Regions from separate parts of the Homo sapiens genome. Here regions 1 and 3 are each linked to region 2. The links are chromatin loops, found by intact Hi-C in ENCODE. Cell type or tissue: dorsolateral prefrontal cortex. All regions are shown on one strand. Links, peaks and the distances in the headings refer to the core of each region. The heading gives the core; the rest is flanking DNA.

Evidence for each region. Peaks named below come from ENCODE experiments on the same cell type or tissue, not always from the same donor. Only the 100,000 strongest peaks of a DNase experiment are listed, where the experiment ranks them.
Region 1: a loop joins it to region 2, with 4 times the contacts of the local background. A loop is called at or near these places in 39 of 110 quality-filtered maps.
Region 3: it touches region 2 in a loop (4-fold over the local background); 60 of 110 quality-filtered maps call a loop at or near these places.

The regions. Positions count from the first base shown.
Region 1 is chr17:78,739,790-78,750,933 of GRCh38, reverse strand. The region is part of intron 1 of CYTH1 (cytohesin 1); the gene reads left to right. Among named protein-coding and RNA genes, the nearest start is that of CYTH1, 37 kb to the left of the region's middle. RefSeq lists enhancers at 1,831-1,900, 1,961-2,020, 10,991-11,144. In dorsolateral prefrontal cortex, for the core only: CTCF peaks have their summits at 5,185 and 5,386 (motif pointing right); no DNase peak of the experiment used is centred there; H3K27ac peaks cover 864 bases.
Region 2 is chr17:78,495,111-78,500,110 of GRCh38, reverse strand. DNAH17 (dynein axonemal heavy chain 17) reads left to right here. Exons shown (of 81, transcript NM_173628.4): 37 at 999-1,103; 38 at 4,079-4,236. DNAH17-AS1 (DNAH17 antisense RNA 1) reads right to left here. Exons shown (of 6, transcript NR_102401.1): 5 at 3,075-3,255; 6 at 1-1,267. Among named protein-coding and RNA genes, the nearest start is that of DNAH17-AS1, 13 kb to the right of the region's middle. RefSeq lists enhancers at 1,624-2,172, 2,173-2,721. In dorsolateral prefrontal cortex, for the core only: CTCF peaks have their summits at 2,645 and 2,845; a DNase peak (open chromatin) is centred at 2,830; H3K4me3 peaks cover 915 bases; H3K27ac peaks cover 2,898 bases.
Region 3 is chr17:78,796,841-78,805,140 of GRCh38, reverse strand. USP36 (ubiquitin specific peptidase 36) reads left to right here. Exons shown (of 21, transcript NM_001385174.1): 16 at 1,163-1,756; 17 at 2,606-2,817; 18 at 5,373-5,474; 19 at 6,118-6,233; 20 at 6,590-6,741; 21 at 7,262-8,300. The coding sequence ends at 6,721. Among named protein-coding and RNA genes, the nearest start is that of CYTH1, 19 kb to the right of the region's middle. In dorsolateral prefrontal cortex, for the core only: a CTCF peak has its summit at 5,992 (motif pointing right); DNase peaks (open chromatin) are centred at 4,315, 6,003, 6,432 and 7,209; H3K27ac peaks cover 3,310 bases.

The DNA.
Region 1 (11,144 bases), core at 3,336-8,335, 250 kb before region 2:
TTATGTATTGTTCAGTTGACAAAAGTGTGACCAGAGGTCTGTAGGAACCTAACCTGTATTTCCCCTAGGAGCAACGGTTTAGTCTTTTCCAATTCAGTGTTAGCAATGACTATTTTTGTTTTTTTTTTTTTTGAGATGGAGTCTCGCTCTCTCGCCCAGTCTGGAGCGCATTGGTGTGATCTCGGCTCACTGCAACCTCCACCTCCCGGGTTCAAGCAATACTCCCTGCCTGTAGCTGTAGCTGGGATTACAGGCGCCCACCACCTCACCCATCTAATTTTTGTATTTTTCATAGAGATGGGGTTTCACCATGCTGGCCAGGCTGGTCTCGAACTCTGACCTCGTGATCCACCCGCCTAGGCCTCCCAAAGTGCTGGGATTACAGGCATGAGCCACTGTGCCCGGCAACAGCAACAACTTTTTAAACAATAACTACTTTGAATAGCAAGAATCAGCTATAGCTTAGCCCTCTTCCTACCCCTAAACTTCAGGCTGTGACATCCCAGTGCCACATTTGACATCTCCTGGGGGATACCTACAGGGTCTCTCACAGTTGGCATGGCCACAGCAGAGCCCCTGGTGCTGTGTCCCTCTTTATTCACCCCACCTGAGAAATAGCATATCCGCTCACATAGGTGTTCCCATCAAATGTTTTGAATGTTTTGATATCAGCCTTCCCTTTCTCTTGTTCTGCCTATCCAGTTCATTAGTAGTATGGTTTATTCTACTTCCAAAACGCATCTTGAAGTAATCTGTTTTTCTGCATCTCTGCTGCTGATGTGCTAGTGGAGGCCACTGAATTACTTGCCTGGATGCCACATGAGCTTCCCGTAGCTGATGCCACTCTGTGCACCCATATCTCATGTTCCCTTCCTTCTGGGCACGTGGAGAAGCATATTCTCACCCCCTGGCCATTGATTTGCTATCCTTTTCAGACCCAGAGGGAGCAGGCTAAGAAATATTTTGTGGAATAAGTATGTGGTATTATTTTAGGAGCACTTGGTATTTCTTTGGGTAATAGTAGTTTCTGCAATTTGAGGACTGCTTCTAAACCTGTTAGGAATATTTTTTGAACTGTAAGGGAATTTTTTTTTTAGGGCAGAGAAACATCTGAACAATGTATTAAGTAAAAGCTTGGAGAAAATCTTGGGAAAAAAACACTTCAAAAATAGATTGTTTTAGAGTTCTTTTTTTCTGAAACCACCTGCCTTCTAAAGCAAGATAATTAGATTTTAAACAATGGTTTCTGCTTAGTTAGGTTTTTTTTTATTTTTTTATTTTTATTTGTTATTATTATTTTTTTGAGACAGGGATCTCAATTTGTCACCCAGGCTGGAATATAATGGCATGATCATAGCTTACTGCAGCCTTGACCTGTGGGCTCAAGCAATCCTCCCACCTCAATCTCCTGAGTAGCTGGGACCACAGGCACACCCACCAAACTTGGCTAATTTTTAAATTTTTTTTTGTAGGGGGGATGGAGTCTCAATCTGTCACCCAGACTGGGGTGCAATGGCACAATCTCTGCTCACTGCAACCTCTGACTCCTGGGTTCAAGCAATTCTCCTGTCTCAGCCTCCCGAGTAGCTGGGATTACAGGTGCCTACCACCATGCCTGGCTAATTTTTATATTTTTAGTGGAGACGGGGTTTCGCCATGTTGACCAGGCTGGTCTTGAACTCCTGACCACAGGTGATCTGCCTGCCTTCGCCTCCCAAAGTGCTGGCTGGTCTCAGACTTTTGGGCTCAAGTGATCCTCCCACCTTGGCCTCCCAAAGTGCTGGGATTACAGGTCTGAGCCACTATGCCTGGCCTAGTTTGTTTTTAAATCAATAACAGGTATCAAGAAGTTTGGACTGGCTGACCTTGGTGGTCTTACTGCTGCCACCTTTGCTCTGCCTCACACAGTATGTGGGTGTGTTGGGCCCTTCTCGCAAGCTCCTCTGTCATGTGATGGTTCCGTCTTCAGGGCTGTGGCAGGACCGCGCTGGTTCAGTTTGCTCTGTGTCAGCTGAGTAAAGGATGGGTGGAGTACACCAATTTTGTAACTTGTAACATTTGGTCTTGTGGTTTTGCAAGGAAGGGGTGATATATAATTAGTAAGGCAGGAGAGCAAAGGAAACAGGAAGGGGATCTGCAGTGCTCCTGTATCAAAGTAGATCTCCAAAGCAACAAGGGACAAAAGCAAGCACACTCCTCCCGCCCACCCGTTTTTACTTACTCTTATTTGATCAGAGAACTTTGCTTTCATAAACATCCTTGAATTAAGGCTGGAATTTTTTGGTAAAAATTCCTAACTGAATTTGGTTTAGAAGTATACAGAAAACCCAATGAATTAATTGAATAATCTCCCTTACCCCCTTCTTCAGACAATTCTCCTGTATTCTCTCAAGTAATAAAAGTACTAGAAAGATCAATTGTATTTATCATTAAATGGCTGGTGCTTATAATTTATTCCTTGAATCCAGTTAAACAGTGAGCTTTCCTGATAACCTAGGCATTGTTGTCCCCTACAGTAACCTGGGCCTGTTGGATGTGTAAACATTTTCCTTTGACCCAGGACTGTGTTGAAACTATTTGTTAATCACACAGCAGGATGATCAATACTTACACCAGCTGACGGGACACCTGGCATGACTACTCAGTGATCCAGTAAAACCACGCCAAGCTGGTTCCATAGAGTTTTCATTTTTGATGATAGGACTCGTAGCTCTCAGAATCAGAGAATGTTTAGAGGTGAAACTTACCACAAATGTGGGTCAGCATCTTTAGTTTGTTTCCGGTGTGTGGGGTGCAGTGGCGGACAGTGAGAGAGCCATGTGATGGGAGGAGGCTGCAGAGCTGGACTTTGAATAATGGGTAGGGTTCAGAAAAGTAGAAAATATTGTGAAATTTATTTTATTTTGTTTTTTTGAATGAAGCAACAAAAACAGAGATTTATTGAAAATGAAAGTACACTCCACAGTGTGAGAGTGGACCCGAGCATAGGGGCTCAAGGGCCAAAAATACTGTGAAATTTATTTTAATCAAAGTGGAACATAGATATAGTTTTAAAGATCCTATACAACACAAAATTTTACGTGCTTATAGCAGCAGTTTTCATAAGAACCCCAAAGTGGAAACAACCAGATGCCATCAGCTCATGAGTGGGTAAAGAAGATGAAGTCTGTCCCTACAAGGGAAGATTCTTTAGTCATAAAAAGGAATGAAGTTCTGACACATGCTGCAACATGGCTGAACATAGAAAACATTGTGCCAGGTGAAAGAAACCAGTCACACAAGGCCATGTATTAGGCAAATCTGTAGAGGCAGAAAGTAGATTAGTGGTTGTCAGGGGTTTGGGGATGCGGGAATGGGGGTGACTCCTATGGGGTATGGGGTTTTCTTTTGGGGATGATGAAAATGTTCTAGAATTAGATAGTGGTGGTGGTTGCATAACTTTGTGAACATGCTAAAATCACTGAATAGTATTCTCTAAAAATGTCCTGCCTCTCCCAGACAGTGCCTCCTCCCCGCAGATGTTGACCTCTAGATCCTTCAAGATTGGGACCGCAGTGCAGTATTTGAGTCTCCCCAGATCTCTTCCTAAATACCAGAGAATGCTGCTGAGAGTGTGCATTTTCTTAAAAGTCACTCCCCTCGTTAGTATACCTGTGCCACTATCTTCCCACCCCTCCCAGGGACTTTTTCTATTCTTACTCTACGAGCCTGGCATACTCTGGGCCTTCAGAGCCTGATCCTTAGCATGCCATGTAGTTTTTTCTTTTTTTTTTTTTTTTTTTTTTTTTGGCGCTGCCATTACCTGTGTCCTCCAATGAACTCTTGTGTTTTGAAGAGGGAGATACTTTGTTTTCTTGACCTTTGTAGGTCTAGCTCTTGGCTAACATAGTGCTTGGCACAGTTCAACAGACATCATTTAGAATGAACACATGGTAAAGAGTCAAATCTTTTTTTAATAAATCAGTGTACACTTTTATTATTATTATTTTTGAGACAGAGTCTGACTCTGTCACGAAGACTGGAGTGCAGTGGGGTGATGACAGCTCACTGCAGCCTTGACCTCCTGAGCCCAGATGGTCATCACCTGCCTCGCCCTCTGAAGTAGCTGAGACTACAGGCACGCACCACCACAGCCAGCTAATTTTTTAGTTTTCTGTAGAGACGGAGTCTGTTTATGTTGTCTAGGCTAGTCTTGAACTCCTGGGCTCAAGTGATCCTCTCACCTCGGCCTTCCAAAGTGCTGAGATTATAGGCACGAGCCATCACACCTGGCCTTTCAAATTATTACTCTGATGAGTAAATCAATATGTGAAGAGCAGCTAGAAAATGGGAGAGTCGGCATTCTAAAAGTGTTAGGCTCTTTCAGATGGAAAGTAAGAGAATCTCAGGTTACCATGTAGTGATACTTTTACCCTAGGAAGACAGAGGAAGTAGGAAACTCGGTCGCCGCACTGTCACTGTGGGTCTTGGAGCTCGGGTCTCCTTGTGGGAAAGTGGCCTTTGTAATAAAATCTTGCAGGTGTTGCGTAATTTCATTAGTCTACATGGTGAGGAATAGAGGAGGTTCAGAGAAGAATATACATGTATTTTGTATACCTCAGAATTTTAGAAAAGAGAATCCTGAATATTTTTTTGGAGGAGTTGAGGAAGAAGTAACTGAGGTTTAAATTTTATCTTTGCAGTGATGCCTGTTCTGACCGTCTTATTTAAAACTTAACAATACCTGACCCCACCCCCTGCCACATACTTCTCTTTTCCCCATAGCACCCATCACTTTCTAGCATGTTACTTATTATTTATTGTGTATATAGTTTTTTGCCTATGTCTGCCTGTATAGTAGAAGCCTATTATCACTATCCCTCAAATTAGCCAGTGTGTGTGGACAAAGGGCAAACCAATGTTGATATTAACAAAGCCCTTTCAGGAAATCAGTACTGGTGAATATACACATAGGAACTGGCACATGCGCTGGGTAGAACATGAATTGCCTCTCCTCTCCCTATATATGTTCAAAAGGTAATGAAATTTTTTTTTCTTTTTTTTGAGACAGAGTCTCGCTCTGTTGGCAGGCTGGAGTGCAGTAGCACAATGTCGGCTCACTGCAACCTCTGCCTCCTGGATTGAAGCAATTCTCTTGCCTCAGCCTCCCGAGTAGCTGGGACTACAAGTGTGTGCCACCATGCCTGGCTAATTTTTGTATTTTCAGTAGAGACGGGGTTTCACCATGTTGGCCAAGATGGTCTAGATCTCTTGACCTTGTGATCCACCCGCCTCGGCCTCCCAAAGCGCCGGGATTACAGGGGTGAGCCACTGCGCCCAGCCAGGTAATGGAATTTTTTGGTGCAATTTCTATGTCAATCTTTTAACAATCTTTTCATGTAGCCAGCAGAGGGCAGCACAGATGGAATTTATGACATTCAGTATTTTTGACTTTATTTTAAAGGGCGTTTAAAACTACTGTAGCAACCACTTCTAGGAGTAGTGTGAAGTTTATTTCAATTTCAGGTTTCTTCTTATTCTTTCTCGCTTGTAAATTGTGCTGTTTCTGCTTTGTCTTTATGGAGGAGGTTATTTCTGTTTACCTTATCATCATGAATATGTCAAATTAATACTTTCCAAAGTCTTTTTGACATGTTTCCAGATGCCTCCGAGGGCTGTGGTGAGGTTGGCGATGGTGGGTCCTGAAGGGGCACTGTTCTTTTGCCTCCAGAAAGTAGCAATTACTTGAACCAGAGTTCTTCGAGGTCTTCCCAATGCTCCCAGGCTCCACGGTGCACAGGAGACTGCAGTCCTGGCTCAAGGGTCCTCTCTGAGCATCTGACCAATGCTCTTGACCCCCTTCTCAGAAAGAAAAATCCCCAAAATGTACATACTCAAAACCACACAGTTTTTCAGTTTTGTGGCAAGTTATGGAACTGGTCATGGATTTTCTTGATAGAAACTAAATAAGATCAGTCTTTGTGATGCATACCTCTCTTATTTTTTTTCTTGCAAGAGTTACTGGTCCTTAGGCAAAAATTGAAGTAAATGCAAATTGTGTACATAAAACAAAGGATATGGTTTAGGTTTTCTTTTTTTTTTTTTTTTTGACATCTAATCGGTTTTGAGTTTTTCTTTTGATAACAAAAGTGCTAAAAAGTCTGTGTCATGAAGGTATGTACTAGCAAATGTGATCAGAAATCCCATAGCTTGCTTTGCTAGGTACAAGGTAAGCCTATGTCAAGGAATGGCAAGTTCTTTGAATTCTTGTTGACACATTACATATATCCTTTGCCATCAACTCTTTTTTCCCCCAAGGTCTAATAGATGCATTTATGTCAATACACAAAAATAGTATACCTCTATGTTTTTTAGGTAACCAAAGTAGAAGGAACCTTTGAAAGAATTGTGCAGTGTGTCCAGGTGTCTGGATTTCTGCCTGCAGAGGCTGGACAAGTCTTTGTTATGCTCCACCCCACCTTGCAGATGTTCTTCGGGACTTTGGAGGACACTTGCGTGATTGTATGCCCTAAGCTGTCTCCCATTTGGCAGCTTGTTAGGAAAGGTCTAAGCTGCAGAGAGAGGATACCAGGAAGCAAAATGATTTACCCCCAAATTCCAGAAAGGCTGCAGGGTACCCAGCACCTCTGAGAATGGAGATAAGGAAACGAGGGTGGTTTGAAAGTGTTCATTGTTGGCAGTTAAGATTTCCAGGTCTCCTCTCCATCTCCTGCAGCAAGGCAGTTTCTCTTGCACTTCTGGTAAACATGAAGGTTTAATTTCTGAAGAAGGCTGTGAAGATACAGAGAGCGAGTGAAAATCTATATTTATTTTAAAAAATACCAACCAAGAAGCAGCACCGAAAAAGCCCGTATATTTAACTGTGAGATTCCCATCCTTTCTTCCTCAGTGTAGCCCCCACAAATACTGGTGGTCAGTTTTACACTCCACACAGCCCAGGTAGGGGATTGGAGAATACTTCTTTGGGTAACTAGTCTAAGCAAAAATAAGCTACCGAGCCCCACATGTGGGGTCTCTACACATTACTGCCTTATCATATTACATTGCCACACATCAATCTATAGGCCATGCCTACCACACGGCTTTTAACCAGGTTATTAGTGTGTCACTCTTAAATGAGAAGAAGTAGACTATGCTTGCTAGAGACTTAAGGAAAATCTTCAGTGTTAGCAAGCAAAAGAGCAAATAGTTTAAGGAAACAGGTCATGGGACATGTAGAAGAAAGCCTTAAAAAGTATATACTTAAGAGTCTCAGATATTAAATGAATGAAACAAGAATAGGCTGCTATCAAAAAGGACTATGGGTTGAGTATTTCTTATCTGAAATGCTTGGAACCAGACAAGTTCTAGATTTCAGTATTTTTTTGGATTTTGGAGTACCTGCATTGTACTTGCCAGAGCATCCCTAACCTGAAAACTGGAAATCCAAAATGCTCCAGTGAGCATTTCCTTTGAGTGTCATGTTGGCACTCACAACGTTTAGGATTTGGGCATGTTTCAGGGATTTGAGATTTGGGATTTGTGTTAGGTAGACAGCTTCAGAGGCCATGACACGGGAGCGAAGCTGGAAAGTAAGACTGCTGGCTGGAGACCAGTGTGGAGTCTGGTGTACTGTGGACGAGAACAGAGAAGGAGGGGCTGGTGAGTGGACGGAGATGATGGGAGAATTCTCTACCATCCCACCGCCCAGAGATAATGATTGTTAATGTGTTTAGTATATATTCTTCCTGGCTTATTTCTTTTTTCATTTTTATAGTCTATGCATTTTTGTTACATGATTTTTTCATTTAACAGTATAACATAGACATCTTTCTGTCTCTACAAAAATAGTTACGCAACATTTTCCAATTACTTTTTTTAAGTGCCAAGGAATACTTTTAAGTAACTCACAGGACAAATGCCCACACTAAATAAATACAACAGAAGCTCTGACACCACCACACCACAGAAGCGTAGACATTAAAATACTACATTATGTCTGTCTAGTTGGCGTGTGTTTTAAATGATAATCCACACTGTGCATTTAGCTGTGGCTAGGCTAGCACTTTATTTTTTATTTTACTTATTTATTTATTTATTGAGATGGAGTCTTGCTCTGTCTCCCAGGCTGGAGTGCAGTGGCACCATCTCAGCTCACTGCAACCTCTGCCTCCCAGGTTCAAGTGATTCTCCTGCCTCAGCCTCCCGAGTAGCTGGGATTACAGGTGCGCCCACCACCACGCCCAGCTAACGTTTGTATTTTTAGTAGAGACAGGGTTTCACCATGTCGGCTAGGCTGGCCTCAAACTCCTGACTTCAAGTGATCCACCCACCTTGTCCTCCCAAAGTGCTGGAATTACAGGCGTGAGCCAGCACACCCGGCCTATTTATTTTTGAGACAGGGTCTCACTCTTGCCTAGGCTGGAGTGCAACAGCACAATCATAGCTCACTGTGGCTTCAACCTTGCAGATTCAAGCGATCTTCCTGTCTCAGCCTCCCAAGTAGCTGGGACCACAGACATGTGCCACCACGCCCAGCTAATTTTTACATTTTTTGTAGAGACAGGGTCCCACCTTCTCTCCCAGGCTAGTCTCAAACTCCTGGGCTCAGTCAGTCCTCTCACCTCAGCCTCCTAAAGGCCTGGGATTATAGGCATGAGCCACTGGCCCAGCAGGGCAGCATGTTAGAAGACAGCTGGTAAATGAAAACAGTTATTTTGGAAATCAGTTTCATAGCAGTGTATAGTGAGCCTTAAAGTAGTTCGTATCTTTTGACCAGCTCTTAAGCCCACTTAGAGAAATTTAGCCTAAGGAACTAGTAGGAGCTGAGGAGGCAAAGGTTACAAGGATGTTGCAGCATTTTACAGGATATAAGGAAAGAAAAAGATTAATGCCCAACAGTAGAAGTGGTTAAGTAAGTTACAACATATACATAATGCAACCATTAAACATACCAGCTCCTTCAATTCCATTCCAACCTTAGGGTTCTTTCTAGCCTTCCCCCTTTTCATGTTTCCAAATTCCTTTTCCTGACAGTGGGAAACCTGGCCCCCAGGATCTGGCTTGAGGGTTGCACCCGACACCTTCCTTTTGCCTCCAGCTCTACTTCCTGTCCGGCTCCATCCTGCTGTCTGCCGGAGGCTGTCCTGGAGGGAGTGTGGTTCCTGGTTGGGTTTGACCAGGAGACGCAAGGGTGAGAGAAGAGTGAAGTCAAGGTGATTCTCTCCTGCTGGTAACTGAGGCTTGCTGAATCCTCTACTGACACTCTTGCCAGAGAGCTCCCATTTGCCACTTTTAGCAGCAGTATGATGCCCTCGCACCCCGTCTTGACTTAGCAGTGATGGGGGCTGCCCCTGTTGCTAGTCTGGGGGGCTTTATTACTCCTTGGTGTCCTCTCTAAACTCTGCCCTCACTTTTATAGGTGGTGCCTATCTTACCTTTCTGCACACTCCCACTCTAGGAATGTTTCTGTCTCTGGGATAATGATTGATATGGGTATTATGCTTTCAAAAAACAAACCTTCCCTAGAATATTATATAAATATTCACGTTTTTTTTTCTACTGTCATTTATTTAATTTTTTTGTAGAAATAGGATCTTGCTTTGTTGCCCAGGTTGGTCTTGAACTCCTGGCTTCAAGCAGTCCTCCCACCTTGGCCTCCCAAAGTGCTGGGATTACAGACATGAACCACAACTCCCAGCCTAGTTTTGAAACATTTTAGACCATTACATGCTTGTGTATTCCCACCTAATCTATTGCTGGAGGGGGTGAGGCTAAAATCTATTTAAGGGATTTATTAATTAAAAATATAAAATGTCTTGAATCAACAACACTTGCATCAAAATGGCCTAATGTGTGCTTTTTAATGTGAATGACGAACGAGTGTTTTCTTCTACTTTGTTGATTTATTGCTTTTCATAGGGCCTGTGCTAGCTCCTGTATGTTTCCGATATCATTTGTTCAGACACTGCTCTGAGGCCCTAGATTATTGTTCTGGTTTTGTAATGTGCCATTATTTTTTTAGTTATTTTAAAGTGTACTTTGAAACTTTTTAAAAGCTTCCATTTAAATAAATACGTAGTAATCTAACACTCTGTTTGGGATTGATGTTATAGATATGCCTCATGAGTTGGGTTATTATATGTTTTAGTTTCCCAGAGACAATCCCAGTTTATGCTGACTGCCTGATGTAATTATTAATAGTACCCATTTGCAATCTCAAAAATATCTCAATATGGATGATAAATTATATGGTCACTTATGAGTGAGTGAAACATACAATTTGGTGATGCAGTGGTTAAATGTCTATTTTAAGGAATTGGAGACATGAGATTCATTATTTCCTTTTTTAACAAACAGTGGTAATTGTTGTACTAGAGATGACAGTGTGGTGTTGAGCCAGGTATGCCTTGCCATGCTTCCAGCTTTAAGGGACGCTGCCTGGCCAGGAGCCTATGAGGTGGCCTGCTGTGCCCAATAGGGATGATGGCTATTAAACGAGCCAGTCAGAGTCCCTCTTTTGAGAATGTGAACTGGAAGTATAACAAGAATGAGGCATTGAATAGTGGGAGCAGAAGCTCAAAGTCAAAAGGTCTGGAGGAGCAGGGGACCTGTGAGGCCATGGGTGGGTGGAAGGAATGATGGGGCCTTTAAGGCAGAGGCTGTGGGGAGTGGAGATGGGGGACCTGGTTGGCAGCATATCAGAAGATAGCAGCTCCAGGCCTGGTGCAATGGCTCACGCCTGTAATCTCAGCACTTTGGGAGGCCAAGGTGGGTGGATCATTTGAGGTTAGGAGTTCGAGACCAGCCTGGCCAACATGGTGAAACCCCGCCTCTACTAAAAATACAAAAATTAGCTCAGCATGGTGGCAGGCACCTGTAATCCCAGCCACTCGGGAGGCTGAGGCAGGAGAATTGCTTGAACCCAGTAGGCAGAGGTTGCAGTGAGCCGAGATCGCGCCACTGCGCTTCAGCCTGGGCAACAGAGCGAGACTCAGTCTCAGAAAAAAAAAAGAAAAGATAGCAGCTCCATTCTTTCACTTGCCAGGCCAGAAAGCTCGGAGTCACCCTTGACTTCTCTCTTTTACACCTCACGTGGACTCCATTGGGACATCCTTGGCTGTACCCTGAAAGTAAATATAGCAAGAATATGGCCACTTTTATCA
Region 2 (5,000 bases), core at 1-5,000:
GTGGACAGACGCAGCCCCAAATGTCCTGCCCCAGCCCCTGCCCTGGAGGTGACCCTCTCTCAATTTCAGTTGTTAAGATTGCCCCGAACTGGGGACTCCGCACAGGGGTGAGCACCTCCCTCATGGTTCAGCATGGGGTGGGGTACAAGCAGTGTCCAGGTGGGTTTGGGAGGGGAGCAGGGGATTGGCCCGGTCCCATCAGTCATTAGAGCCTGCACAGGACATCGTCGGCTCACAGGAGGCCAGGGAGGGGAAGGGGATACCTCGGAGCTCCAGGCTGCAGCAGCCTCTTGCAAGACGGGAAGGCAAGGGGGATGGAACCCTGAGTTTTGGACCCTAGGCCTGCAGAGGGTCTCCCCTCCCCAGCTTGGATCTGAGCCCCACAATCTGGGGGCCCCCTCCTGAGGCTGAGGATGGGACCAGCAGCCCATGTTCACTGTCAGGGCCACGCAGTCCACATCCGCCTCCTGGATTTTAGAAAAGTGAAATCTGAAGTTGGATCTCCCTGGAAGGGACTTAACATCCACCTGGAATCCCAGGTGTAGATGGGACGAGTCCTTCTGATTGGCCCAGGTGGGGCCTAGAGAGACACAGATGTCTTGAGGGAAAGCCTCCGGCCTGCTAGACGTGCCCCCATCCCGCCTTAGAGGACTCCCTCTCCTCTCCACGCAAGAAAGAAAAGGGCTGAGAAAACATGCAAGGTTTAGAACTTAAATGTGCTTGTCTGAGCCCCTTATTAGGGACTCCAGGAAGTCCCCATCCTGGGGTCTGGGAGGCAAGGGTGAAAGGATGGCTCTTCCTCGTGTCCAGCCCTCCACGGTGTTACCCTGGGCAGTAAGCTGACCTGCCTGCTGGCCTGCGGAAGGCTCCAATGCACCGGGGCCTGAGCAAGCTTTGGGAAGAGAAAACACAGCCGAAGAGGCAGGGGGAGGCCCCTGCAGCGCCCGCCCTCCCTGTCACCCTCCCAGCTCTTCCTTTCTCCATCTCGCCCTTTCCAGTCCTGTGGAAATATCTACAAGGGCCTGGCCCAGACGGGAGCCTGGGGCTGCTTTGACGAGTTTAATCGCATCTCAGTGGAAGTCTTGTCTGTGATTGCCGTGCAGGTAAAGTCCCCTGCCTGCGGCCTCGGGGTCACGTCGGGTGACTGGCTCGTCAGCTTTCCTGTGACCTCACACGCCAGATAGACCCTCCTTGCCTCTCTGCAACGTTCCAAGCACCGAAGGGTGGTGTGGTGCCATTGAGCTCTTGCCCTCCAGGGTCCCAAAGCCTGGTTAGGCAAACACATTGAAAACAGAATCAGATTACAGGTTACATGTATGGTAGCAAACGTGTAACAAAATACAGGTGGGAGAATAATTAATTTTGCTTAGGAAAGAAAGACAAAGTGCTTTGTTATTGGTATCAGCGGAGCTGGGCATAGGAGGTGCTGAAAGGGAATGGCAGGAAAGAAAGAAAGGAGGGGGAGAGGGAGGAAGAGGAGGAGGGAGGAAATGCGCCCGTGTGTTTTGGGAACAACCATGCCGGGGCACAGAGCGTGCAGCGGAGTGGCTGGGGCGACCTGGGTGCAGGGACTTCGGATTGGGGAGCAGCCTGGGCCAGCGCCCCACCCCCACTGATGCTTGTTAAAATCTCCAGCGTGGGCCCCACTTGTTAGGAGGAGCATTTCTGCATTTTAAACAAATGCCTCAGGTGATCCTGACGCATGCTGGGGGTTGAGAAGCACTGGGCTGTCTAAGGTAAGTGGAGGCCGACCTAGCGGCCTGGGACAATTGTGCTCTTCCAAAAGGAAATGCAAGTCAGGGCGTTGGCGGTGTCAAGGTCCTCCCACCACAGGATAGACCAGGAGCATGTGGGGTGTGGACGTGCAAATGCCTCCTGGGCTGCTTAAGCCCCACAACCTGGGTGGAGAGCCTGCTTTATTTATTTATTTATTTATTTATTTATTTATTTATTTATGTTTTGTTTTTTTGAGACGGAGTTTTACTCTTGTTGCCCAGGCTGGAGTGCAATGGCACAGTCTCGGTTCACTGAACCTCCGCCTCCCGGGTTTAAGCAATTCTCCTGCCTCAGCCTCCCGAGTAGCTGGGATTGCAGGCGTGCACCACCACGCCCGGCTAATTTTGTATTTTTAGTAGAGATGGGGTTTCTCCGTGTTGGTCAGGTTGGTCTTGAACTCCTGACCTCAGGTGATCCACCCACCTCGGCCTCCCAAACTGCTGGGATTACAGGCGTGAGCCGTTGTGCCCGGCTGAGAGCCTGCTTTATACACCAACTTAACCCCTGACTCTCGGCTTGGCAGTGATGTGGACTCCCTCTGCCTCCACCTTCTAACCTGTAAGGCGGTGTTGGTGACACAGGTCTGCCAGCAGGATTAGAGGTGCCTGGGGTGGCTGCTTCCTCCTCTCCTTATGCTCCCTCTGCCTCAGTCATTCCCCAGCCCCAGGGCTGGAGGCCCCATGACCAAGAGAATGGGGACCCCAAACCATGGGCAGTGCTGGCTGTTACCGTGGGGACCCTCTCCCTTGCCCCCAGCACAGGAGCAGAGCTGCTGAGCACCTCCGACGTCCATGAACAAACCCCAGAATATTTATATAGCCCCTACTCTGGGCACTGAATGTTCACGGGCTCCAATGGAGACCACAGGAGAGGCTTGGCCTAGCTGGAAGCGGTGCTGTTCCGAAAGGCCCCAGTCCTGCCAGGGGACAAGCTGCACGCTCAGCAGACTGGGCATGGGGGTGTCTGGGATCACCAGGGCACCAGGACTTGGCTGTCCTGGGGAAGACAGGGAAAGGCAGGTGCTGGGAGCAGCTTTACCGCGAGTATTGGGCCCCCTCAAGTGGTGACTTGGAGAGACACAGCTGTCTTCTGCAGGTTTCCAGAGGAGACCTCAAGCAGGCAACGGCCCCTGATGCTCTAGGTTTAACCTCGTAGCTGACAGTTGGCCTTCAAGACTGTCTGATACGGAGGTGGCCGCTAACCAGTCCTCTGACAGGTCATTGCCAGAGTAGTAACAGGACAGAAAAGGGCTGGGAGTGGAACCCAACTCAGCAGGGACAAGGTGTTGAAATACTTACTGGTTCCTGCAACAGCCTGGGTGCATCTCCAGAGAATTCTGCTGAGTGATAAAAGTCCATCTGGGGGCCGGGCGTGGTGGCTCACGCCTGTAATCCCAGTACTTTGGGAGGCCGAGGCGGGCGGATCACGAGGTCAGGAGATCGAGACCATCCTTGCTAGCATGGTGAAACCCTGTCTCTACTAAAAAATACAAAAAATTAGCCGGGCGTGGTGGCGGGCGCCTGTAGTCCCAGCTACTCGGGAGGCTGAGGCAGGAGAATGGGGCGAACCCAGGAGGTGGAGGTTGTAGTGAGCCGAGACCACACCACTGCACTCCAGCCTGGGCAACAGAGTGACACTCAGTCTTAAAAAAAAAAAAAAAAAAAAAAAGTCCATCTGGGAAGATCGTGTATGATACAATTCCACTTATATAACATCCATGAAATGACCAAATCACAGAAAAAAAGGACATGGTTGCCAGGGGTCAAACGGAGGGAAGGGGGCAAGAGGGAAGGGGTGTGGCTATAAGAGGGCTGTCACCCCATGGTGACAGCAATGCTGGCCTCAGTGTCGCGCCCACCCTCCCCCCGCCCACCACCCCCGCTGTGACTGGTACTGTTATTAGGCAAGATGTTCCCATCAGGCTACATGGGGCAGAGAGTACACAGAATTGCCTTTGTATTTTTTTTTCTTCCCCCCAATCACTGTCTTTTGTATTTTTTATTGAGACAGGGTCTTGCTATGTTGCCTAGGCTGGGCTCAAATCATCCTCCAGCCTCAGCCTCCCAAAGTGCTGGGATTACAGGTGTGAGCCACTGTGCCTGGCCCTCTGTATTATTTCCTACATGGCATGCAAATCTACAACTTTCTCAAAAATAAAAGGCTTAATTTAAAAAATAAACTAGGAGGTTTGAATTTGCAGGCGCAAATTCGCAGCCTCATGCTTTAACATATGTGAAGGCCTCTCTGGTGTGTGGAAGCTGGCCATTTCCATGCTAACATGTCTGTGTCACCAACCGTGCAGGTAAAATGTGTCCAGGATGCAATTCGGGCCAAGAAAAAAGCATTCAATTTCCTGGGAGAGATCATAGGCCTCATTCCCACCGTCGGTATCTTCATCACCATGAACCCTGGGTACGCCGGACGCGCGGAGCTGCCTGAGAACCTAAAAGCCTTATTCAGGTACGTGGCCCAGGTGAAAGTGAGTGGCTGCAGTGAGCCAGGCCGGCCACAGCAACGTCCCAGTGCCAAGGAGTGGGCAGAGGGGAGGGGCAGAGGGCAAGCTGGGGAGGGAAGAAGTCATCAAAAGCTCCCAAGATGGCCGGGCACAGTAACTCACTTCTGTAATGTCAGCACTTTGGGCGGCTGAGGAGGGTGGATCACCTGAGGTCAGGAGTTCAAGACCAGCCCGGTCAAGATGGTGAAACCCCGTCCCTACTAAAAATACAAAAATTAGCTCGGTGTGGTGGTGCATGCCTGTAATCACAGCTACTCAGGAGGCTGAGGCAGGAGAATCGCTTGAACCTGGGAGGCGGAGGTTGCAGTGAGCCGGGATGGCACCATTGCACTCCAGCCTGGGCAACAAGAACAAAACTCTGTCTCAAAAAAAAAAAAAAAAACACTCCCAGGATGAGGCAGGCGAGGGCCTCCTTAGAAAGCACTCTGTCTTCCCCTGGGTGGGAGGACCGCACCTGGGACACAGTGATGGAAAGCAGGGTTGGGGGGTTGGGGTGGCTCTCAGAGGAGGGGCCCTGAAGGTGCACCCAGTGGATGATGTGGGAGGAGGAGGGAAGTAGGGAGCAGGCGGGCTGGGAGCCCGGCTCCAGGACCGAAGGTTCAACACTCTGCTGTGGTCTACCTGGCAGTCGAGGTGTGCTCTCCTAGGTGAAGAGGGACAGGCAGGGGTGTAGGTTGGGGAGGGAGTGGGCAGAAGCCCACAGGCACCG
Region 3 (8,300 bases), core at 3,301-8,300, 300 kb before region 2:
ATTGACAAATGAGAACATGGTGGTTCAGAGTGGGAAGTTAATTTTCCTAGAGACACATAGCTGGCAAGAGGGAGCCTCACTGGGTTCGGCACTAGATCCTGTCCCGGACACGCCTTGCTCATGATTCTGCTCTACGCATCTGTGTCCCGGTTTCAGCGTCCTAATGACGGTAATGTGGAGGTGTCATTAGGCCAGCTCAACACTTGCTTTCCTTATGAGGCTCATTTCCTGCCCGGGAACACCCTGAGACTTTCGGAGGTTGGAAAATAAATCCTCACGGGATCTTTTTTTTCCTTACCATTTATTGTTTCGTGAAGGTTTCCTCCCTTAACACATTTGTATTAAAGATGTTTTTACATTAGAGCTCGCAAAAATACTTGAATTGCTTGGTGACAAGAAACTAAGGCATGGAACAATTCTTATTAACTTTGCCTTTTAAAAAAAAAAAAATTTTTTTTTTGACTTTTAAAATCACGTGTTGGCTTGCTTTTTTTTTTTTTTTTTTTTTTTTTTTTAAATCTCAGGGATCAGTTATTTTAAGTTCCAGGGTACATGTGCAGGATGTAAAGGTTTGTTACAGAGGTGCCATGGTGGTTTGCTGCACCTATCAACCCACCACCTAGGTAACTTTGTTTTTTTTTTTTTGTTTTTGTTTTTGTTTTTTTGGTTTTTTTTTTTTTTGAGACGGAGTCTTGCTTTGTCGCCCAGGCTGGAGTGCAGTGGCGCGATTCGGCTCACTGCAACCTCCACCTCCCAGGTTCAAGCGATTCTCCTGCCTCAGTCTCCTGACTAGCTGAGATTACAGGCGTGTGCCACCACGCCCGGCTAATTTTGTATTTTTAGTAGAGATGGGGTTTCACCATGTTGGCTAGGCTGGTCTCAAACTTCTGACCTCAGGTGATCCAGCCACCTTGGCTTCCCAAAGTGCTGGAATTATAGGCATGAGCCACTGTACCTGGCCAACTTTGCATTTAAATAGATGTTGAATTAATTGTTAGCTTTCTTTCAAACATACATGTAACTTAATGTGTATCTGAAAACTACAGGGTAAAAGCCTTTTCAGATTTTTAGGTGAAAGGGAGGGGAGTGAGGGTAGACAGAAGGAACAGCTCTGCTGGGTCTTTCAGAACATCCTCTCCCTGTTTCCTGGCTGTCCCCACAGGGCTGTGTCACCTGCTCCCCAATCATCCAGCCGCCTGCAACCCCCCTTCAGCCCCCACCCCACATTGCTGTCCAGTACCCCCAAGCCCCCAGGGACGTCAGAACCACGGAGCTGCTCCTCCATCTCGACGGCGCTGCCTCAGGTCAACGAGGACCTTGTGTCTCTTCCACACCAGTTGCCAGAGGCCAGTGAGCCCCCCCAGAGCCCCTCTGAGAAGAGGAAAAAGACCTTTGTGGGAGAGCCGCAGAGGCTGGGCTCAGAGACGCGCCTCCCACAGCACATCAGGGAGGCCACTGCGGCTCCCCACGGGAAGAGGAAGAGGAAGAAGAAGAAGCGCCCGGAGGACACAGCTGCCAGCGCCCTGCAGGAGGGGCAGACACAGAGACAGCCTGGGAGCCCCATGTACAGGAGGGAGGGCCAGGCACAGCTGCCCGCTGTCAGACGGCAGGAAGATGGCACACAGCCACAGGTGAATGGCCAGCAGGTGGGATGTGTTACGGACGGCCACCACGCGAGCAGCAGGAAGCGGAGGAGGAAAGGAGCAGAAGGTCTTGGTGAAGAAGGCGGCCTGCACCAGGACCCACTTCGGCACAGGTAAGGGCAGGAGCAAAGTGGCATCTGTCTACCTCTGACGAGAAACAAAGCAAAACCACAGAATCTACCCCCAAGTAGGTATGGTCTGGAAACGTAGTCTGCTTGCGTGGTTTTCTAAAATGTGGATTTGTGATCAGATGTCTCCTCTGGCTGGGTGTGGTGGCTCACACCTGTAATCCTAGCACTTTGGGAGGCTGAGGCGGGTGGATCACTTCAACCCAGGAGTTTGAGACCAGCCTAGGCAATATGGAAAAGCCCTTTCTCTACCAAAAACAAAAATTGGTTGGGCATGGTGGCATGCACCTATAGTCCCAGCTACTCAGGAGGCTGAGGTGGGAGGATGGTTTGAGCCCAGGAGGTGGAGGTTGCAGTGAGCTGAGATCGCGTCACTGCACTACAGCCTGGGTGACAGCTAAACCCTGTCTAAAAAAAAAGAAAAAAGAAAAAATATCTCCTCTGATAAATACCAGTGGATTGATCCTTGAAGCGACAGTGGTGTGGACAGTAGTGTCCATCATTGTATGTGCAGGGCCGTTCAAGGATGCTGGATCAGGTGTCCCGGGCCAGGCCAGGATCTGCCGTTTCATCAGGTCACAGTAGCCTGCACATTGGCGTCAACAGGCTTGGCTCAGTTAGGATGGGAAACGCGACTGGTTTTCCCTCTACTGTCTCCGTGGCTGCGTGTGGAGCGTCCGCTAATGCGTGTGGGGGGAAGAATGTTGCAGGGACCTGCGTGCACTGGGTCACAGCTGGGGTGGCACCTTCTCCATGTTGCAGGCGGGTGTCTGTGCGCTCCTGCTCCCCTTCCAATTTGCTCAGAGCTGACTGCTGCCTCTCACTTCCAAGCAGCTGCTCTCCCATGGGTGATGGTGATCCAGAGGCCATGGAAGAGTCTCCAAGGAAAAAGAAAAAGAAAAAAAGAAAGCAGGAGACACAGCGGGCAGTAGAAGAGGATGGGCATCTCAAATGCCCAAGGAGTGCCAAGCCCCAAGATGCTGTTGTCCCCGAGTCCAGCAGCTGCGCACCATCCGCGAATGGCTGGTGTCCTGGGGACCGCATGGGTATGCACCGGGCGAGGGGGTGGGAACCGCATGGGTGTGCACCGGGCGAGGGGTTGGGGGACCGCATGGGTGTGCACCGGGCGAGGGGTTGGGGGACCGCATGGGCGTGCACTGGGCGAGGGGTTGGACCGCGTGGGTGTGCACCGGGCGAGGGGGTGGGGGACCGCGTGGGTGTGCACCAGGCGAGGGGTTGGGGGACCGCGTGGGTGTGCACCGGGCAAGGGGGTGGGGGACCGCGTGGGTGTGCACCGGGTGAGGGGGTATTGGGGAGTGCACAGGCTGAGAGCAGCGTCTACTGCATCTGAGCTTGGGAGGGTCTGGGAGAAGATGTGGAGGGCCCTGGGACCCTACCAACCTTCACCCCCCACCCCCGAGTCTGCTCCCTTGGGTGATGGGGTTGAAGCTTCCTCATGTGTCACAGCATTTGACTGAAACAGCCCCATGAGAGAGGTTACAGTGCACATGAACTTTAAAACATTCTGTGAATGCCAGTGGGTCTTCCGATTCAAAGCTGTTCTGTCTACAGCTTCTCACGGAATGACTCCCTGAACTCCCAGCCTGAGTTTTTTTCTGTGATGGTTGAATTTAGAAGAGTTGGGTTCAAAAGTGAATCCTCCTCTCCCTCTATGTAGCTGGGCCATTCAGAACATAGCACGGTTTGCTTGCTGTTGGGGACCTGTGTGCTGTGGCTGTCCTTGGGCACCACCCCTCAATCGGAGGGTGTTTTGTTTTCTTTAGGGCTGGCTGGGGCATGCCTTGGCAGGCACCCGCCACAGAACACATTTGTTAAGTGAAGGGGAGAGAAAGTCCTGGCTGCTTGGTATAGGGGGCCGAGCTTGAGTGAGGCCTCCTCTGCAGTCTGGAAGGTCTGATTATGGCAGTGCATCTGGGGGTCAGCAGGACCTTAGAGACTGATTTGTATTTATCCAACTCTTAAGAAAGGAATTTATCGTTAAAAATGAAATGGTATGAAATAAATAGCAAAACGTGGGTGCTAGCTAGTGCCGACTGAGTTTGCTGGCCAGCATGCTCTCAGAAGTACTGCCCTGGCCGGGGGTGGTGGCTCACGCCTGTAATCCCAACACTTTGGGAGGCCGAGGCGGGCGGATCACAAGGTTAGGAGATCGAGACCATCCTGGCTGACACGGTGAAACCCCGTCTCTACTAAAAATACAAAAAGTTAGCCAGGCATGGTGGCGGGCGCCTCTAGTCCCAGCTACTCGGGAGGCTGAGGCAGGAGAATGGTGTGAACCCAGGAGGCGGAGCTTGCAGTGAGCCGAGATTGCGCCACTGCACTCCAGCCTGGGTGACAGAGTGAGACTCCGTCTCAAAAAAAAAAAAAAAAAAAAAAAAATACTGCCCTAACATGGCACCAGAGCTGTGCTCCGTGCCACCCTCGGAGCGAAGTGGAGTTGGCTTGTTAGTGCAAGGGACATCACTTGAGCACTTGCGGTGCGCCAGGGTCCATGCCAGGTGCTGGTTGTGTCTACTGAAGTGCGCCCTGGGCCCTCGGGGCTCCCTGGCAGAGCCAGAACCACACAGTAAGGGCTCATGCTCAGCAAGGAGGCGCTGGGGGCCGCATGGGCTCTTGCAGTCCTGTGCACCTGAGGAGAGTGGCTAAATGGGCAGGGCACCAGACCCAAGGGCAGGAGGCGCAGCACGTTGGGAGCAGGCAGGCTGCTCTGCATGGCCGGGTCCCTGGGCTGTGTGGATGAGATGGGAACCATGGAAGCCACTGTGTGGGGGCAGGGGACACTTAGCCTGGAGCTCACTGAGGAATTGGAGGCAGGGAGAAATGAGGTCAGATTTGTGTGAAGGGAGGTGAGTATATTCCAGGGGCTATGTGGCTAGCTGGGCAGAGGACGAGTTCAGAAAGGGTTTCTAGAACCCGATGAGGGTGGTGAGTGCTGTCCTGGTCCCGAGGTGCTGGGTGGACCTGTGCGGTGTTGCTGATGGGGACCAGGTTCCCCCTGGACAGGGCTTAGGAGGTCGGGCCCCTGATGGCAGCAGCCAAGCTTGGCCGTTCCCTCCACCCCTGTGGCCATCCAGGTGTCAGGCTGGTCCTGGGGCATGGGCCTCTCCCGTAGGTGAGGTGGATTCCATTTAGATCTAGTTCTCTTCTCTCCTTCTGTCAGACTGAGGACTTAACACTACTGGTTAAAGGGGTTTTGGAGGGTTTTTTTTTTTTTGGTTTTTAGCTTTTTGTTATTTTCCATGTTTTCTTTCTCATGAATTGACTTGGACAACAGCCTTCTCTATTGTGTCAGGTCATTAGTAAATTAAGCATGTAAGCATTAGTAAATAAGCATTTAGGCTGGGCGCCATGGCTCATGCCTGTAATCCCAGCACCTTGGGAGGCCAGTGGGAGTCCCAAGGAGTTTGAGACCAACCTAGGAAACATAGTGAGACCCTGTCTTTAAAAAAAAAAAAAAAAAAAAAAAAAAAAGGCAAGCATCCACTTACTGTAAGTTGTTTTATAATTTAAGGTGTGCGATTGCTTCCCCAGTGGGTTATTTTAAACGTCTGTAAATGTTTCTTGGCTGCTCCGATTGCAGGGCTGAGCCAGGCCCCTCCTGTGTCTTGGAATGGAGAGCGGGAGTCTGATGTGGTCCAGGAACTGCTCAAATACTCATCTGATAAAGCTTACGGGAGAAAAGGTACTGATTTGGAGACAGGACTTCTGTTTGCCTTTCATTGGTTGGTTTTGTAGGAGGGAAGGGTGTGGAATGGATCCTGGTGCACTGTGAGTGTGGCGGGCGGGCATCGCTCGGCTTTGAGAATGGGAAGAGGAATCTCAACACTGGCTGGAGTCCTCTTTAAACCCTCAGCCGTGGCACGAAGGTGGCTTCTGTCCGTGGCAGGATCCAGAACAGCTGCTTCTGAGGGTTGGGGCAGGGTGAGGAGCCCCACACATGCTGTGTCTTGGGTAGGGAAGGGGCAGAGTGACGAAGCTCTTCCAACCTGGGTAATGTCACTTCTTGCTCAGAGCATGTTTTTATTCAGACTTCGAGACCAAACATGACATCTTTGTTCCTCAGACGAGGGCATGGGTTTAGAAAGAACTGAACTCTTTGGCTGTGGTTTAGGGTTTAGCTAAGAGGGCATCGCTGGGGGTTCCATGCTGACCGACCACACATGGGCGTCGAGCCGTCCTCCTCTTGTCCTTCTCTTCACCACAAGGTGGCACTCAAAATTGTTGACTAATTATGAGTAGACTAGTTGGTAAATGACACTCTTGAAGTGAAGCCACAGGGGACCTGGGAACCTGCACTCGTGCTGACCCCCGTGTCTGCCTGGTAGTTCTGACCTGGGATGGCAAGATGTCGGCGGTCAGTCAGGATGCTATTGAAGACAGCAGACAGGCCCGGACTGAGACCGTGGTTGATGACTGGGACGAAGAGTTTGACCGAGGGAAGGTATGATGTGTGATGCTGACCACAGGCTTGAGGGAGCAGGGCGGCGTGGCTCAGCTCAGAGCCGGGGCAGTTGGAGGTGGCGGCAGTGGCATGAAGCGGCCGAGCATGAGAAGAGCCAGGCTGCCCAGGCCTGTCCGGGCGTGTGGCCATGGACAGGGCATGCATCCTCGCAGCTTCCGCCCCTTTGTCAATAGGGGGACTGCAGGTCGCCGTGCACAGGGGTCATTGTGAAGAGTGGGTCTCCAGAGAGCTCATGAGAGCCCGGCCTGTGTGCAGGACCTGCATGCAGCATGGAGCCCCGTGGGCCAGGAAAGAGCCGTTTTTGGGAACTGTGATGCCTGTGATTCTTGGTCTAGGAAAAGAAAATTAAAAAATTTAAGAGAGAGAAGAGGAGAAACTTCAACGCCTTCCAGAAACTTCAGACTCGACGGAACTTCTGGTCTGTGACTCACCCAGCAAAGGCTGCCAGCCTCAGCTATCGCCGCTGACTGTGCCCCTGTGGAAGGAGGTCGGTTCCGAGGGGGTGGGTGTAAGGGTGAGGTGGGGGTGTGTGTGCCGTGTATGTGTGTAGGGGTGTGGTGGGGTGTGGCGTGTGTGTATGATGTATGTGGGCTGTGTATCTGGCACATGTGTGTTGGGTGGTGTGTGTGGTGTGGGCGCGTCTGTGGTGTGTGTCCTAGTCACTTGGAGAAGGGTGTGTGTGGGATGCGTGTGTATAAGGGGGTGTGTGTGGGATGCGTGTGTATAAGGGGGTGTGTGTAGTGTGTGTTGGGTGTGGGGTGTGTACACCTGGCATCTGTGGCATGTGTTCTGGTCACTTGGAGAAGGGCATGTGTGGGGTGTGTGTGGGATGTGGGTTGTGTGTATATCTGGCATGTGTCCCAGTCACTTGCAGAAGGGTGACTTCTTGCCAGCCGCATCGAGATGCCATGCATTGGGTTCCTAGGTTGGACTCATACCCGAGGGTGGCAGTGGGAAGATTCGGGTCTCGTTTCTCTCTGTCAGGACTACCGTGGTTTGTTCTGCAGCCTCCTGGAGACAAGGCGTCCCTTCCCGGGAGCTGTCGGTCTGGATCTGAGGGAGCTCTCTGTGTGGGCTCTGCTGCGCTGGGAGCCTGTCACGGTAGGAGCTCTCCCGGTACCAGTGTCCACAGACCGCCCAACACAGAGGCTTTGAGGCTTCTCTAGATCGGAACCTCTTTGGTGACATTCCCGACCAGCCCTGCAAGAGAAACGACAGTGTGTGTGTGAGCAGAGGTGGCCGCACACCTGCTGGACATCTTTGCCAGGCTGTGCCTTCTCATGTTTCATAGACAGTGGTCTGTGCTGGCAGAGGCTGCTGCCCCTGGTTGGGGCTATCAGGAGAGTGGGGGATGGTGGCCACATGTCCCCCAGGTGGTCTCCCGGTGCATAGCTGGTGGCTCTGGGCAAGCCATCCCTTGCTTCTCGGGGCTGACGCCACCGTTGTGTCCGAGCCCGCCCTCCCCTGCTTCCTCAGCGGGACCCCTTCATCTGTTGGCCTTACCTGTCCTCAGAAAGGAAGAGGTGACCCCACCCAGCCACCTCTCCCTTTTATGGAACTCGAGAGGGTGGCCCTACTGTGCACCCCTTCCTTGTGAGTAGCTCTCAACTGTCCTGGAGAGCAGAGGCTATTTGGGGTCGGAGGAGCCCTCGATACCTGCGAATACATCTGCTTTCCAGGCTGCTGTTTATTCTGAGACGACTGTGCTGTAGCTTCCCTTGCAGCTGCAATAACCCGCAGGTCTTCACTGAGGTGGAGGCTTTGGGGTAGAATTCTCCATTTATTTTACTACTTAATACAAAACATTTATTTTTGACCAGTCCTGTGGCTTCCATTAGCAATATGTTTCCTTTCCCAAATATGCAAATAGTGGCTTTGTTTGCTCAATTTTGTGAGTGCTTTGGAATTTAAATGATTGTATAACTCAAGAAGATTACTTTTCTATGTTGCTCAAGCTGTGCCTGCCAACTTGTAACTTAATAAATACAGGAAATCCTCAGAGAAGGTGATATTTTCAGGAAAAAGACAAATGCCCTCATAGTAGTG